Regions from separate parts of the Homo sapiens genome. Here regions 1 and 2 are each linked to region 3. Evidence: chromatin loops called from intact Hi-C (ENCODE). Cell type or tissue: endothelial cell of umbilical vein. All regions are shown on one strand. Region 1 overlaps VTA1 (vesicle trafficking 1). Region 2 has its middle 28 kb from the start of LINC02919. Region 3 overlaps ADGRG6 (adhesion G protein-coupled receptor G6).

Evidence for each region. A loop is a pair of places that touch in the nucleus more often than their neighbours do. Peaks named below come from ENCODE experiments on the same cell type or tissue, not always from the same donor. Only the 100,000 strongest peaks of a DNase experiment are listed, where the experiment ranks them.
Region 1: it touches region 3 in a loop (6-fold over the local background); 7 of 110 quality-filtered maps call a loop at or near these places.
Region 2: a loop joins it to region 3, with 12 times the contacts of the local background. A loop is called at or near these places in 18 of 110 quality-filtered maps.

The regions. Positions count from the first base shown.
Region 1 is chr6:142,204,729-142,209,728 of GRCh38, reverse strand. The region is part of intron 7 of VTA1 (vesicle trafficking 1); the gene reads right to left. Among named protein-coding and RNA genes, the nearest start is that of LINC02919, 53 kb to the left of the region's middle. RefSeq lists a silencer at 1,983-2,277. In endothelial cell of umbilical vein, a CTCF peak has its summit at 2,123 (motif pointing right); a DNase peak (open chromatin) is centred at 2,148.
Region 2 is chr6:142,229,654-142,234,653 of GRCh38, reverse strand. No RefSeq gene overlaps it. Among named protein-coding and RNA genes, the nearest start is that of LINC02919, 28 kb to the left of the region's middle. In endothelial cell of umbilical vein, a CTCF peak has its summit at 1,997; a DNase peak (open chromatin) is centred at 2,003.
Region 3 is chr6:142,386,394-142,391,393 of GRCh38, reverse strand. It overlaps ADGRG6 (adhesion G protein-coupled receptor G6), which reads right to left. Exons shown (of 25, transcript NM_198569.3): 7 at 1,051-1,136. Among named protein-coding and RNA genes, the nearest start is that of ADGRG6, 87 kb to the right of the region's middle. In endothelial cell of umbilical vein, a CTCF peak has its summit at 2,974 (motif pointing right); a DNase peak (open chromatin) is centred at 2,973; H3K27ac peaks cover 226 bases.

The DNA of each region.
Region 1 (5,000 bases), 180 kb after region 3:
TTATAGTTTTTCTGTTATTAATATATACACAATGGAATATTATAGTTAGTTATTAATAACTAACTTCTTTAGTTAGATCGGTTCCCAGGTATTTTTTTTTGTATTTGTATTTTTTGTATTACATTTTTTGTATTACATTCAACAGAATTTTATATAGTTTTTCTTAGTTATTAATATATACACATAGTGTATATATACAATGGAATATTATAGTTAGTTATTAATAACTAACTGCTTTAGTTAGATCGATTCCCAGGTATTTTATATTTTTTTGTATTACATTTTTTGTATTATGTTCATCAGAATTTTATATAGTTTTTCTTAGTTATTAATATATACACATAGTGTATATACACAACGGAATATTATAGTTAGTTATTAATAACTAACTTCTTTAGTTAGATCGGTTCCCAGGTATTTTATATTTTTTTGTAGCTATGGTAAATGGGATTGCTTTCTTAATTTGATTTTCAGATTATTTGCTGTTGGTGTATATAAATGCTACTGATTTTTGTATGTTGATTCTGTATCCTGTAACTTCACTAAATTTATCAGTTCTAACGGTTTTTTGGTGGAGTCTTTAGGTTTTTATAGGCATAAGATGTCTTTAGGTTTTTATAGGCATAAGATCATGTCATCTGTGAGCAAGGCTAATTTGACTTCTTCCTTTTCAATTTGGATGAACTTTATTTCTTTCTTTTGCCTAATTGCTCTATTCTCTATACTATAAAATTGCTCTATACTAAAAAATTATATACATAGTATTAATTCTACCAGTGGATTTTACACCTTGAAATGTTTTCTTCTGCACATTAGTGTTTTCTTTCAGACTGAAGAACTCCCCTTAGCTTTTCTTGCAGGATGGGTCAGCTTTTGTGTCTGGGAAAGACTATATCTTTCCTTCATATTTGAATGACAATTTTGCTGGACACAATATTCCTAGATGACAGTTTTTTTTTAAAATGTTCCAATACCTACTGGCCTGTTGAGAAGGCTGTTGCCAGACGATTTGGAGCTCTGTTATATGCTATTTGCTTCTTATCTCTTGGTGTTTTAAGGACTTTCTCTTTGTCCTTGGCCTTTAGCATCTGATTACTACATGCCTTCAGGTAGTCTTATTTGGGGGTTGAATCTGTTCGGTGTTAAAAGACCTTCCTGTACCTGGATATTTATATCTTTCTCAAGTTTTGGGAAGTTTTCTGTTATTATTTCTTTGAATAAGCTTTCTACCTCTCGCTCAGCTCCCTCTTGAACATCAATGGCTCTTAGATTTGGTCTTCTGAGGTAGATTTCTATATCTTGTAGCCAGTCCTTTTCATTCTCTTTTTTTCCTTCTTCTGACTGTGTATTTTCAAATAGCTGGTCTTTGAGCTCACTGATTTTTTTCTTCTGCTTACTTCATTCTGTTGTTGAGAGCCTCAAAAGAGTTCTCCAGTTCAGCAAATGTATTTCTCAGTTCCAAGATTTGATTTTTTTTGAAAAATTATTCCAATATCTGTCAAATGTCTTTATTGCTTTTCTGTATTATCTTAGAGGTCAATGAGTTTTCTTAAAATTGTTATTCTGAAGTCTTGGTCAGAGAGCTCACAAACTGCTGTCTTGTTAGGGTCAGTTTTGGGATTTTTTTTTTTTTTTTTTTTTTTGATGGAAGTCTCACTGTCACCCAGGCTGGAGAGTGCAGTGGGGAGATCTCGGCTCACTGCACTCTCCGCCTCCCAGGTTCAAGCGATTCTCCTGCCTCAGCCTCCCAAGTAGCTGGGATTATAGGCATGCACCACCATGCCTGGCTAATTTTTTTTGTATTTTCAGTAGAGACAGGGTTTCGCCAGGCTGGCCAGGCTGCTCTTGAACTCCTGACCTCAGGTAATCTGCCCACCTCAGCCTCCTAAAGTGCTGGGATTACAGGCTTGAGCCACAGTGCCCGGCCAGGATTTTTGCTTTGTCCTTTTGAGAAGGTCATGATTCCCTGTTTGCTGTTGTTTCTTGTGGGTCTTTCCTATGTCTTTGCACTGGAAGAATTAGTTATTTATTCCAGTTTTCTCTGTCCAGCTTGTTTTGGTTTTTATTGCATATATTTGCTCAACAAATCTTCACTGCTAGGTCGCTACCTCCTTTTCAGCTCTAGGTGGCGCCATAAGCCCAGGTTTGCCTCAGCTCTAGTAAATGTTTGGAGCGCTGAATGTCCCAAATGGATTACACTGGCAGTGTGGGAAGGCAGGCTAGGTAGGGGTTTGTGCCTACAGGACCTGGGAAATGTACCTCCTACAGCATGGTACTGCTGAACAGCCATTCTGATTTGGTGTCTCCTTTGGCCAAGTTGCACAGTGAAGTTTCTGGGGCTGGGAATAATAGTCTCTGCTGGTCTTCAGTGATATTTTCCCTGCAGGCAGTCATGATGCTACCTGTGGGTTAAGGCAAGGACAGATCTCCTGCCAGGGAACCCAAGGAGGTGGGGAAGATGGTTGACCACTTCAATTTTACTTCTTTCAGTGTAGAAATTATGAGGTGGGGGAGATTTTCTGTGTGGGCATAAGGGTAGGGCAGAAGCATCATGAAAGTGGAAGTCTGATTCTCCTACTGGAGTTTTTCCACTTCTCTGTGGCCCCAGGAACTATTTCATCCTCATACTTGGGCTCTGGGTTGTTGCTGGTGTCAATCTCAGTGCTGTATATTTGTTTTTCGTTTTCTGTTGGTGGGGAATGAAGCCAGTATGCTTCTACACTGCCATTTTGGAACTGGAAGTCCCTAGTTTTGGAGTTCAAATTTAGGCATCAGAACCATTTTGAGTTAAATTTTGAGATGAGTGGAAGGTCTGTGTCTAGATTCACTTTTTTTGCTGTATGTGGCTGTCCTGTTACGCCAGCACCATTTATTGAAACGAGTATCTTTTTTCAATGGTGTTCCCTTTGCTCCTTTTGTCAAAGATCATATGACTTTTTCTGTATGGGTCTATTTTTGGACTCTGTCTCACTGATCTATTTGTCTGTTCTTCTGCCAGTACCATACTATCTAGATTACTGCAGATTTGTATTATGTTTTTAAGTCAGGTGGTGCCAGTCCTCCAACTTTGTTCTTCTCCTTCAGTACTACGTTGATTATTCTGGGTCTTCTGCCACTCCATATAAACTTTAGATAGTTGGAGTTCATATGCACCAAATAACTTGCTGGGATTTTGATGGGAACTGTCCATAATCTATAGACCAAGCTGGGAAGAACTAACATCTTGAGAATACAGTCTTCTTATGCATGATCACGAAATCTCCATTTATGTAATTCTTTGACTCTTTCATGAGCATTCTGTAGTTCTCCTCATATAGATCTTGTAATGTATTTTGTTACATTTATACCTGAATATTTTTGGTGGAATGCTAATGTAAATGGTATTTTGTTTTTGATTATTGTATTTATGTAAATACAAACACAATGGCAAGTGTATTTAAATTTCAAATCCCACTTGTTTTGTGCTGCTATGTGGAAAGCAATTAATTTTTGCATATTAATCATGTATACTGCAATCCAGTTACAATTGCTTATCAGTTCTAAGTGTATTTTTTGATTGATTCTTCCAGATTTTCTACAGACCATCATGTCATCTATGAACAAAGACAGTGTTATTTTTTCTTTTCCTATCTTTATAGCTTTTATTTCTTTTTCCTTTCTTACTGCACTAGCTAGGATTTTCAGTATGATGTTAAAATGTCAGTGTTGATATTTATATTTCATTCTGAGTGAAGTACTCTATGTTTTGTCATAAGCCTTTTACCTTTTGAAGGAGAATGTTCTTTGTGTCTAAGTCAAATGAAATCCTTTTCTTTTATATTCCATAATTCTATTACTGTTCAAAATCATGGCATATTTTTGTTTGCTTCCAAACTGAGATTTCTTGTATAATATCAAAATTAGATGTTTTAGTTCACTTTTTTTTCTTACTGGCAGGATTCTAGGGCATCTTATCTATGTCTTTCATATTCTGAAGCTCCTATTCTATATATTAAATGAAATCCATGTTATTTTTCTTAAAGGAGGGGAGTTCTCCAATTTCCTATTCTAATTTTGGAGCAATTGCTTTCCAAGCAGGTGGGAAAGCTATCATAGAATCTTTCTTCTTTGGAGTATCTAAAGAAGTATATTTCACCCTTTCTTATATTTCATATTTCTATTTTGCTTGATTACCACCCTTATCTTGATGGAGTACATCCTGAGTTAAGTTCCTTAAAAAAGGTATGTGCTAGGCAAAATGTGAGAGTTCTTACATATTTAAAAATTATTTTGCCCTAACACCTGCCTGACAGTTTAGATAAAGAATTCTAGGGTTCTGGTTCTAGATGGTAGACTAAGCATATATAATTAACTATTCTTCCTTCTGAAACCATAATGAAATGATAAAGTAACACAGAAGGAAATAAATCCACAAAATTAAAAAGGAGAAGAGAAAGAATGAAAAAAGTGAAAAGAGAAAATTGACAAGAGATTTAAAGAGCATCTCCCTAAAACTGTGTAACAAACTGCCCAGGCAGTGCTAGAACTCTTAAGGTAGGTATGATATCCAGCTCACCCCTAAAAGGCTCTCCTCATTCCATGGTTGAGAGGCAGGAAGGCTTATTGGCCAGTTCCCACTCATACAGGGAGAACAGAAAATTCAAGCTGAAAAACACACTGGCAGACATTAACAGAGGAAACTAAATAACAGCTATTAAAAATAAATGGCTGGGCACGGTGGCTCATGCCTGTAATCCCAGCAGTATGGGAGGCTGAGGCAGGCGGATTATGAGGTCAAGAGATCGAGACCATCCCTGGCCAACATGGTGAAATCCCATCTCTACTAAAAATATAAAAATTTGCTGGGTGTGGTGGCGCACACCTGTAGTCCCAGCTACTGGGGAGGTTGAGGTAGGAGAATAGCTTGAACCCGGGAGGCAGAGGTTGCAGTGAGCTGAGATTGCGCCACTGCACTCCACACTGTCTCAAAAACAAAACAAAACAAAAAAGGTCTTCACTTC
Region 2 (5,000 bases), 160 kb after region 3:
AAGAGTGAAACTCAGTCGGGGAAGGGAAGGGAAGGGAAGGGAAGGGAAGGGAAGGGAAGAAGGGAAGGGAAGGGAAGTGAAGGGGAGGGGAGGTGAGGGGAGGGGAGGGAGAGGGGAGAGAAAGAAAGAAAAGAAAGAGCCAAATTTCAGCTAGATATAAAAAAGTAAAGATACGTTTTTTTCCCCTATCCTATCCAAGATCATAGACCCTTTTCCAGGTTAAGAACCTCTTGTTTAAGGAGACATCAAGAATTAAAACTCTGTTATTGCCCTGGGAATGGCAAAAAGAGTACAGACCCTTTTCTACAAGTCATGCAAATCATCTTGTACAGCAAGAGTTAGAGTTTCCATAATGCCAGGAAAATCCGAGTATCTTCAAGCTCTGCTTACTCTACAAAGCCTTCTTCGACATTTTTAAGGACACAGTGATAGCCTACACCCTTGTTATTTTCTCTCTCAATTTGACATTTTATCATACGATTTGACATGTTATTACACAATGTCTCAATTTGACATGTTATTACACATCGTCTCAATTTGACATTTTATCTTGGGACATTAGGTATCTTTTTATGTGTATGTTTCTTACTGCTCTAGGGAGATTGGAAACTGTAAGCAGAAGTGATATACGTCTTTGTACTTTTGTGGAGTTTTGAGGGCATTTTAGAGTAATAATTAGTGAATATTTATGAAGGAATTGACTAATCAATTAATGATCCCCGCTGGACTTACACATGTATTTTGAGGAAAATGTCAAATTTCAAAATGTGCTTAGCCAGCTGAATCATTTTGAAATAGTCTTCAGAACGTGATATAAGAAGAGAGTCAGAGGTGTTTTGGTTTTTACTCTTTCACTAACCAGCTGTGTGATCCCGAGTAAATAACTGCATCTCTCCTGGGTCTCAGGTCCATCCTTTGTAAAATGGAAGGACTGGAAAATATCATCTTTGAGGTCCCTTCCTTCTTTAAGAGTTTGTGAATCAAAGAGTTTAGATCACCTTCATCAACACTACTAAAGCTTTTTACACTTCATTAGGACTGAATTCAAGTTTCTAGGATTATTCATCTTCCCTGAGATGGTTAATACTGAGTGTCAATTTGATTGGATTGGTGTTGGTCTTGGGGGTGTCTGTGAGGGCATTGCCAAAGGAGATTAACATTTGAGATTTGAGTTAGTGGGCTGGAAAAGGCAAACCCACCCTTAATTTGGTGGGCACCATCTAATCTGTTGCCAGTGAATATAAAGCAGAAAGGGAAAAGGAGAGACTGGCCTAGCCTCCCAGCTTACATCTTTCTCCTGTGCTGGATGCTTCCTGCCCTCAAACATGGGACTCCAGGTTCTTCAGTTTTGAGACTCGGACTGGCTCTCCTTGCTCCTCAAGCTTGCAGATGGCCTATTGTGGAACCTTGTGATCAAGTGAGTTAATACTTAATAAACTCCCCTTTATATCTATCTATCTATCCTATTAGTTCTGTCCCTCTAGAGAACCCTGACTAATACATTCCCCAAGTAGTATAAGAATTTAAATGCCTAAACACTAAGACTTTCCTGAGAAGGTAAATTGTGACTGTATTAAACACACCTCGAATAATATGTGCTCCTTCTTCTCAAAAGACTCATTTGGAGGTTCACTCCAGACCCTGTTTGCCTGGGTATCACCAGTGGAGGCTGCAGAACAGCAAATATTGCTGCCTGATCCTTCCTCTGGAGGCTTCGTCCCAGAGGGGCACCTGCCTGTTTGAGGTGTCTGTTGGCCCCTACTGGGAGGTGTTTCCCAGTCAGGCTACACGGGGGTCAGGGACCCACTTGAGGAGGCAGTCTGTCATTCTCGGAGCTCGAACGTCATGTTGAGAGAACCACTGCTCTCTTCAGAGCTGTCGGACAGGGACATTTAAGTCTGCAGAAGCTGTCTGCTGCCTTTTTTTCTACTATGCTCTGCCCCCAGAGGTGGAATCTATAAAGGCAGTAGGCCTTGCTGAGCTGTGGTGGGCTCTGTTCAGTTCATGCTTCCTGGCGTCTTTGTTTACACTGTGAGCTACTCAAGCCTCAGCAATGGCAGACACTCCTCCCCCTGTCAAGCTGCAGCATTGCAGGTTGATCTCAGACTGCTGCGCTAGCAGTGAGCAAGGCTCCGTGGGCATGGGATCTGCCAAGCCAGGCACGAGAGGGCATCTCTTATTCTGCCAGTTGCTAAGACTGTGGGAAAAGTGCAGTATTTGATCAGGAGTGTACCATTTCTCCAGGTACAGTCTGTCACGGCTTCCCTTGGCTAGGAAAGGGAAATCCCCCAGCCCCTTGCACTTCCTGGGTAAGGCGATGCCCTGCCCTACTTCAGCTTGCCCTCCATCTCACTAAGAGCTGCAGACTGGAGCTGTTCCTATTTGGCCATCTTGGAAGTGACTCCTTTTTTTGAGATGGAGTCTTGCTTTGTCACCCAGGCTAGAGTGCAGTGGCCTGATCTCGCCTCACTGCAATCTCCACCTCCTGGGGTTCAAGCAATTCTCTTGCCTCAGCCTCCCAAGTAGCTGGGACTACAGGTGCCCACCACCATGCCCGGCCAATTTTTGTATTTTTAGTAGAGACGTGGTTTTGCCATGTTGGCCAGGCTGGTCTCTAACTCCGGATCCCGGGTGATCTGCCTGCCTTGGCCTCCCAAAGTGCTGGGATTATAGGCATGAGCCACCATGCCCAGTACACATTGATTTTATATCCTGAGACTTTCCTGAAGTTGCTGATCAGCTTAAGAAGCTTTTGGGCTTTTCTGCATCTGTTGCAGTAATCATGTGGTTTTTGTCATTGGTTCTTTTTATGTGATGGATTACGTTTGTTGATTTGCATATGTAGAACCAGCCTTGAATCCGAGGGATGAAGCCAACTTGATTGTCATGGATAACGTTTTGATGTGCTGCTGGATTTAGTTTGCCAGTATTTTACTGAGGATTTTTGCATCAATGTACTTCTGGGATATTGGCCTAAAATTATCTTTTTTTGTTGTGTCTCTCCCAGGCTTTGGCATCAGGATGATGCTAGCCTCATAAAAGGCCTTTGACAAAATTCAACAGCCCTTCATGCTAAAAATGCTCAATAAACTAGGTATTGATGGAATGTATCTCAAAATAATAAGAGCTATTTATGACAAACCCACAGCCAATATCATACTGAATGGGCAAAAACTGAAAGCATTATTCCCTTTGAAAATAGGCACAAGACGAGGATGAAGGATGCCCTCTCCCACCACTCCTATTCAACATAGTGTCAGAAGTTCTGGCTAGGGCAATCAGGCAACAGAAAGAAATAAAGGTATTCAATTAGGAAAAGAAGAAGTCAAATTGTCTCTGTTTGCAGATGACATGATTGTATATTTGGAAAACCCCATCGTCTCAGCCCCAAATCTCCTTAAGCTGATAAGCAACTTCAGCAAAGTCTCAGGATACAAAATCAACGTGCAAAAATCACAAGCATTCCTATACACCAATAATAGACAAACAGAGAGCCAAATCATGAGTGGGTGCCCATTCACAATTACTGCAAAGAGAATAAAATACCTAGGAATACAACTTACAAGGGATGTGAAGGACCTCTTCAAGGAGAACTACAAACCAGTGCTCAACAAAATAAAAGAGGACACAAACAAATGGAAGAGCATTTCATGCTCATGGATAGGAAGAATCAATATCATGAAAAGGGCCATACTGCCCAAGGTAACTTATACATTCAATGCTATCCCCATCAAGCTACCACTGACTTCCTTCACAGAATTGGAAAAAACTACTTTAAAGTTCATATGGAACCAAAAAAGAGCACGCATAGCCAAGACAATTCTAAGCAAAAAGAACAAAGCTGGAGGCATCACACTACCTGACTTCAAACTATACTACAAGTGTACAGTAACCAAAACAGCATGGTGCCAGTACCAAAACAGATATATAGACCAATGGAACAGAACAGAGGCCTCAGAAATAACACCACACATCTACAACCATCTGATCTTTGACAAACCTGACAAAAACAAACAATGGGTAAAGGATTCCCTATTTGATAAATGGTGCTGGGAAAACTGGCTAGCCATATGTAGAAAGCTAAAACTGGATCCCTTCCGTATACAAAAATTAACTCAAGATGGATTAAAGACTTAAATGTAAGACCTAACACCATAAAAACCCTAGAAGAAAACCTAGGCAATACCATTCAGGACATAGGTATGGGCAAAGACTACAAGACTAAAACACCAAAGCAATGGCAACAAAAGCCAAAATAGACAAATGGAATCTAATTAAACTAAAGAGCTTCTGCACAGCCAAAGAAACTATCATCAGAGTGAACAGGCAACTTACAGAATGGGAGAAAATCTTTGCAATCTACTCATCTGACAAAGGGCTAATATCCAGAATCTACAAAGAACTCAAACAAATTTATAAGAAAAAAACAAATAACCCCATCAAAAAGTGGGAAAAGTATATAAACAGACACTTCTCAAAAGAAGACATTTATTCAACCAATAGACATATGAAAAAATGCTCATCATCACTGGTCATCAGAGAAATGCCAATCAAAACCACAACGAGATAACATCTCATGCCATTTAGAATAGCGATCATTTAAAAAGTCAGGAAACAACAGATGCTGGAGAGGATGTGGAGAAAAAGGAATGCTTTTACACTGTGGTGGGGGTGTAAATTAGTTCAACCATTGTGGAAGACAGTGTGGCAATTCCTCAAGGATCTAGAACTAGAGATACCATTTGACCCAGCAATCCCATTACTGGGTATATACTCAAAGGATTATAAATCATGCTACTATAAAGACACATGCACACGTATGTTTATTGTGGCACTATTCACAATAGCAAAGACTTGATCAACCCAAATGTCCATCAATGATAGACTAGATTAAGAAAATGTGGCACATATACACCATGGAATACTATGCAGCCATAAAAAAGGTTGAATTCATGTCCTTTGCAGAGACATGGATAAAGCTAGAAAGCATCCATTCTAAG
Region 3 (5,000 bases):
CAAAGACACGTTTATCAAACACCAAATATATATGAAAACCCATTTTTCTTATTTCAGAATGTATAGTGACTCAATTAAAAAAATTGTTTGAACTGTAACAGCATTATATATAAAAAGAAGTACAAAGTCTCACAGTATGCTGTAGGTAGGAAATGAAATAATAGAAAAAATAGAAACCTATGGAAAATAAAATTGAGATTGTTATTGTGAAGAAGAAAATGAAAAAATCCATGTGTTGTATTTGTAAGAAAAAGAAGAAAATAAAATGTTAAATTTTTTAAATTGAAAACTACAAAATGTTTACCAATAGGATACTGGTTAAATAAATTACAGCCTAACTGTCCATCAACAGAAGATCTGCTAAATAAATGACTGAACAGCCACATAATGAAATATTATGCATTGTTTTTTCAAAACAAAAAAAACATGTAGTTCTCTAATGTTGCAAATCTGGCAACAATAAAAATAAGTACGGTATAGAACGGTATGTAAAGTATACTACTTTTCGTGTAAAAAAGAAGGAAAATAAGAATCTATAGTTTAATTTTCTTTCATGTGCACAAAGAAATCTGGAAAAAAGCGGAGAAAACTAATAGTGATTTCCTATTTGCTGTTGGTTATTGGGTTGGTTCCATGCAGATGAGCAGCAAGGATGGGTGGAAGACTTTCATAATGCGTCTTTTCATACTTGCTGGTTTTGATCAAACATTCAAACAATTTTTAAAATAATCTATTTAAAAATATAGCAGAAAATACATGGATCTAATATGAAATACAGATACCTGTTGCCACCAAAATCTATTTCCATTTGTGCGATACTTTTCTTATTTAAGACATTGATAGTCTATTAGGCTCAGTTCTTATCCTTTATTCAAATGTACTTCTCTTCCTATGCATAAGGACAACACCTCACTTACATATCTACTCATATATTTCTAATGAATACCATCTGTGTTTCAGTATGATCTGTGGATTCAGTTAACTAGTCTTTTCCAGATTCCCAGAAGTTAAAGAATTTTTTTAAAAAAGAAAAGTTACAAGCTCACTTACCCATTCTGCCACCTTGCTCTGTACTTTTACCTCAGGGTGACGAAGGATGTTCTGAATCACTACGGATATTCTATAGATAATTCCATCTGCCCATTGGAAATAGGATTAGTCCATTAATTATATGTTTATAGTTATATAATTATCAAACAATTTAAAGTTATGATCATGTAAGTCTTACATAATCATATAGTTTTATTCATAATCACATAATTTACAATATAAGTTAAAAGAAACACCTTCTACATAGGCAAAAAAAGTTCTGAAATATTTTGATGTTAAGCTTATTGACCTTCCAACTTCTTAGAAATAGTTATCAATTAGCTTACTCTTATTACTTGCATATGTTTCTTCATATTTTTAATTCTATAGATTTCTTATATCTACTGTCTGTAATGTGTTAACTGTTTTCATGTACAATTTGACTTCTTATAACAGGCATTATGCTTTCTGTGCATTATAAAGAATGATAAAGAGTTTGGGATGTGAAAACTTGAATGAGATCATATGGAGGAATTAACTTGAAAAAGCAGAACAGGCATACACATACTTACTACCCTAATTCCTCTCCTTTTCCTCTCTTTCCCCTGCTTAATAAAATACTTCTATTAAACTACTAGGCTGCATTTCACCAGACTTTTCATCAAAATTTCTTAAATATGCTCATTTATACCAAAATAGAGGGAAAAAAAGAAACAATATTTGCAGGTAGAATTTTCATTGGACTAAATCACTTGAAAAAGAAAATAAAAAGAAAACCTTATTGTAAAGAAGATTCTGCTCTTTGGGTGGGGGGAATCTTTAAAGTAAACTGATTTTTTAAAATGAAAAATCAAACTCACCAGCAAGGGTTTGCTAAATAGCTGTAAATGGGTGCTTTAGTCAAAGTAGCTAGTAAGAAAAATACCCTTTTAAATTATGGTAAGATACAGAGAGAAGAAAATTTTTTGAGTCTCCTTTGTTGATCATCTTTCTTCATGCTTATGTTTAGGTAAGTCTTAAGTAAAATAGGCACACAAAATATAGAAATACATAATTATAGCAATGTTGAAGAAAACAGTAAAAATTGTGGGGAGGCAGTAGAAAAAAAAATGTAAAAGTTTGCCTCTGGGAATTTCCAAATCCACCAAAATGCAAATTCCAGTCCCACTACCAAAGGAATGTCTTTCCAGTAAGAATCAGAGTCTTGTGCTAAACAATATAAATTGCTGCCCCTGGATGTAGTAATATAAATATATAAAACTGGCACAAGTCCAAGCACAGGTGAGTTTAATTTATGCAGACTATTTCAACTTCTAAAATTCTTCGGGTATTTTAATGATCTTGACTTTTATATTCCTTTAAAAAATGTTCTGAATGAAAAATATTTGGAGGAACATATAAAACAAATAATTCATATAAAGATAACTTTTACACTGTGGATCTCATCAAATAAAATCACAGATGTTCTGAATGATTGGGAGGAAATTCAGAATTGCAAGGGTCAAAGAGTTATTTCAGGATCCTGATAATATTCTGTGACTATACAGAAGCTTCCCTACTTACAGTTCAAGATCATTCAACTTTACGATGGTGGGAAAACAACAGGCATTCGGTGGAAACTGTACTTCTAGTACCCATATGACCATTTCACTTTTCACTTTAAGTTCAGCATTCAATAAAGTACATGAGATATTCAACACTTTATTATAAAATAGACTCTGTGTTAGATGATTTTGCCCAGCTGTAGGCTAAGGTAAGTGTTCTGAACGTGTTTAAGGTGGGTTCAGCAAGCTATGATGTTCAGCAAGTTGGGTGTATTAAATGTATTTTTGACTTTTGATATTTTCCAGTATTTTCAACTTAATAGTGGGTTTATAGGAATGCAAACCCTACCGTAAGTGGAGGAGCATCTGTATTATCAATGCTAGCAGAGTATCTGAAAAGCCACCACTAGATGGAAACCTAAAGCATGCTTTTGTTATAACAGTAGTATTTGTTCCCTCTAAGGAAAATATTGCAAAATTCTAAAAATCATTGACATTTCTGAATTTTTAAGAAAGCATCCAAATATTTAAGATGTTTTCTTTAAACATTGTTTCCTGCCCCAGTCCACTTGTTATACTTATTTAAAATTTTGGAATAGTGCAGTCAACAAGTAACCATGAGAAAAGTCCAAGAGTGAACTGTCAAAGCAACATAAAAAAATATGCCCACTGAAGGGCTGATGAGCAGGGTTTTGGACTACAGCAAAATAATTGGCTTCAACATTGCCATTGGAGGAAATGCATAATTAAGACACACTTATGCAGGATTTTCCATGTTACCATAGCAGTAAAGTTGTCCTCTCTTACAAATGTTAACAACACTCACGGTGTTTTAAAAGCTATTCACAAATCTTCATGTGTTCCAGAGACTTCAAAATATGTATGTACTATCCTAATAATGACATCTAGGCCCAAAGAATTTATTATAGACATTAATTGGGGAAAAATGATTTAAGAATATATCCATTTTCCATTTAGATACTTCTTTCAGCATGTAGAACTTCAAGCAGAAATCACTGTCTGCCATTACCAATGTATCAAAACAACATTATTTTTTGTAGGTCTCTCTCCAATTAATCTTTCCCTTTTTTATCTTCTTACACTTTTTTCAGAGTTTCTTGGAGAATACAGAAATGACACTGCTCTATCTATGCTATTTCAAGGACGTAAAATACAGGTTTGAAATGATAGGCCTATTTGAAAAAATAGACGTTAAAATATAAACCAAATGCTAATCTAGACACCTGGTTATTTCTTTGAACTAGTGATGAGGCAATTCTATTACGACAGTGGCATTTACAATATGACTGGCATCCTGCAGCTCCTACATACACAATTTCTTTAAGACATATGGCATAAAAAGCTAGAGTAATGGATCCATTCAAATGATCTTAGAAGGAATTTGTTATTTAAGCAGCTAAACGTATGTGAGAAACTGGAAGCAGTGTTACAATCTGTACTTACTTGTAAACTAGGTTTTTAGAACAATAATAGAGACTAATGGAGTTAATTCCTTACTTGGGTTGCTTGTGACAACCTCACAAAAGCTTACTATTCAGTAGCTAGTGATGTTTGAGCAGAGAAGATATGATTTGGAATGGAATAATAATTAGTCCAAGAGCTTTTCTTGGGAATGTAATGGAAAACATAAAAAAGATCATTATTTGTGGGAATCCCCAGATTACCCATATCCTGAAATATCTGTTTGTGAAAAGTAGCTTTAAAGACTTTCTTAGTGTACACAGCAGGTCCTTGAGTAACATCATTTCATTCAACAGAGCTTCATTACAAAGTTGATGAGGAGACGACTCAATGCCTGGCCAGGTCCCCTGTCTGCGTAGGGTCTGCATGTTCTCCCCTTGTCTTCATGGGGTTTCTCCAGGTCCTCCAGTGTCTTCCCACATCCCAAAGCTGTGTACCTTGGATTCACTGGCCTGTCTACATGGTCCCAGTGTGAGTGGGTGTGGGTGTGTGTGAGTGTGCCCTGCCATGGGATGGAGTCCTGGCCAGGGCTAGTTTCTGCCTGCTGCCCCGAGCTGCCCAGATGGCTCCAGCCACCCGCTACCCTGAACTGGATGGAATAAGCAGGTTGGAAAGTCAATGAATGAATGGCTACAAATTACTGTAAAACAAAAATTCATAAAGTATAAGATAATCATATAAATGCACGACAATAAGTGATACAGTATGAAAGCACTCGGCAAACCCCCATATTGGTGATTGTTTTGGAACTGCTTGGTGGCAGGAGGTGCTCCTCACAATTTTCATTGTGCAAAAATTTGTTTCTTGATTTAACCCACCACCGCCACTAAGACTGCAGTCACTCACTGGCTCACCCAAAATTGGGCAATCAATTATCTTACTTGTTTTCACTAATGTTTCTTAAATGTATGTACAGCTCATATTAACTGCAATGTTTAATATTAG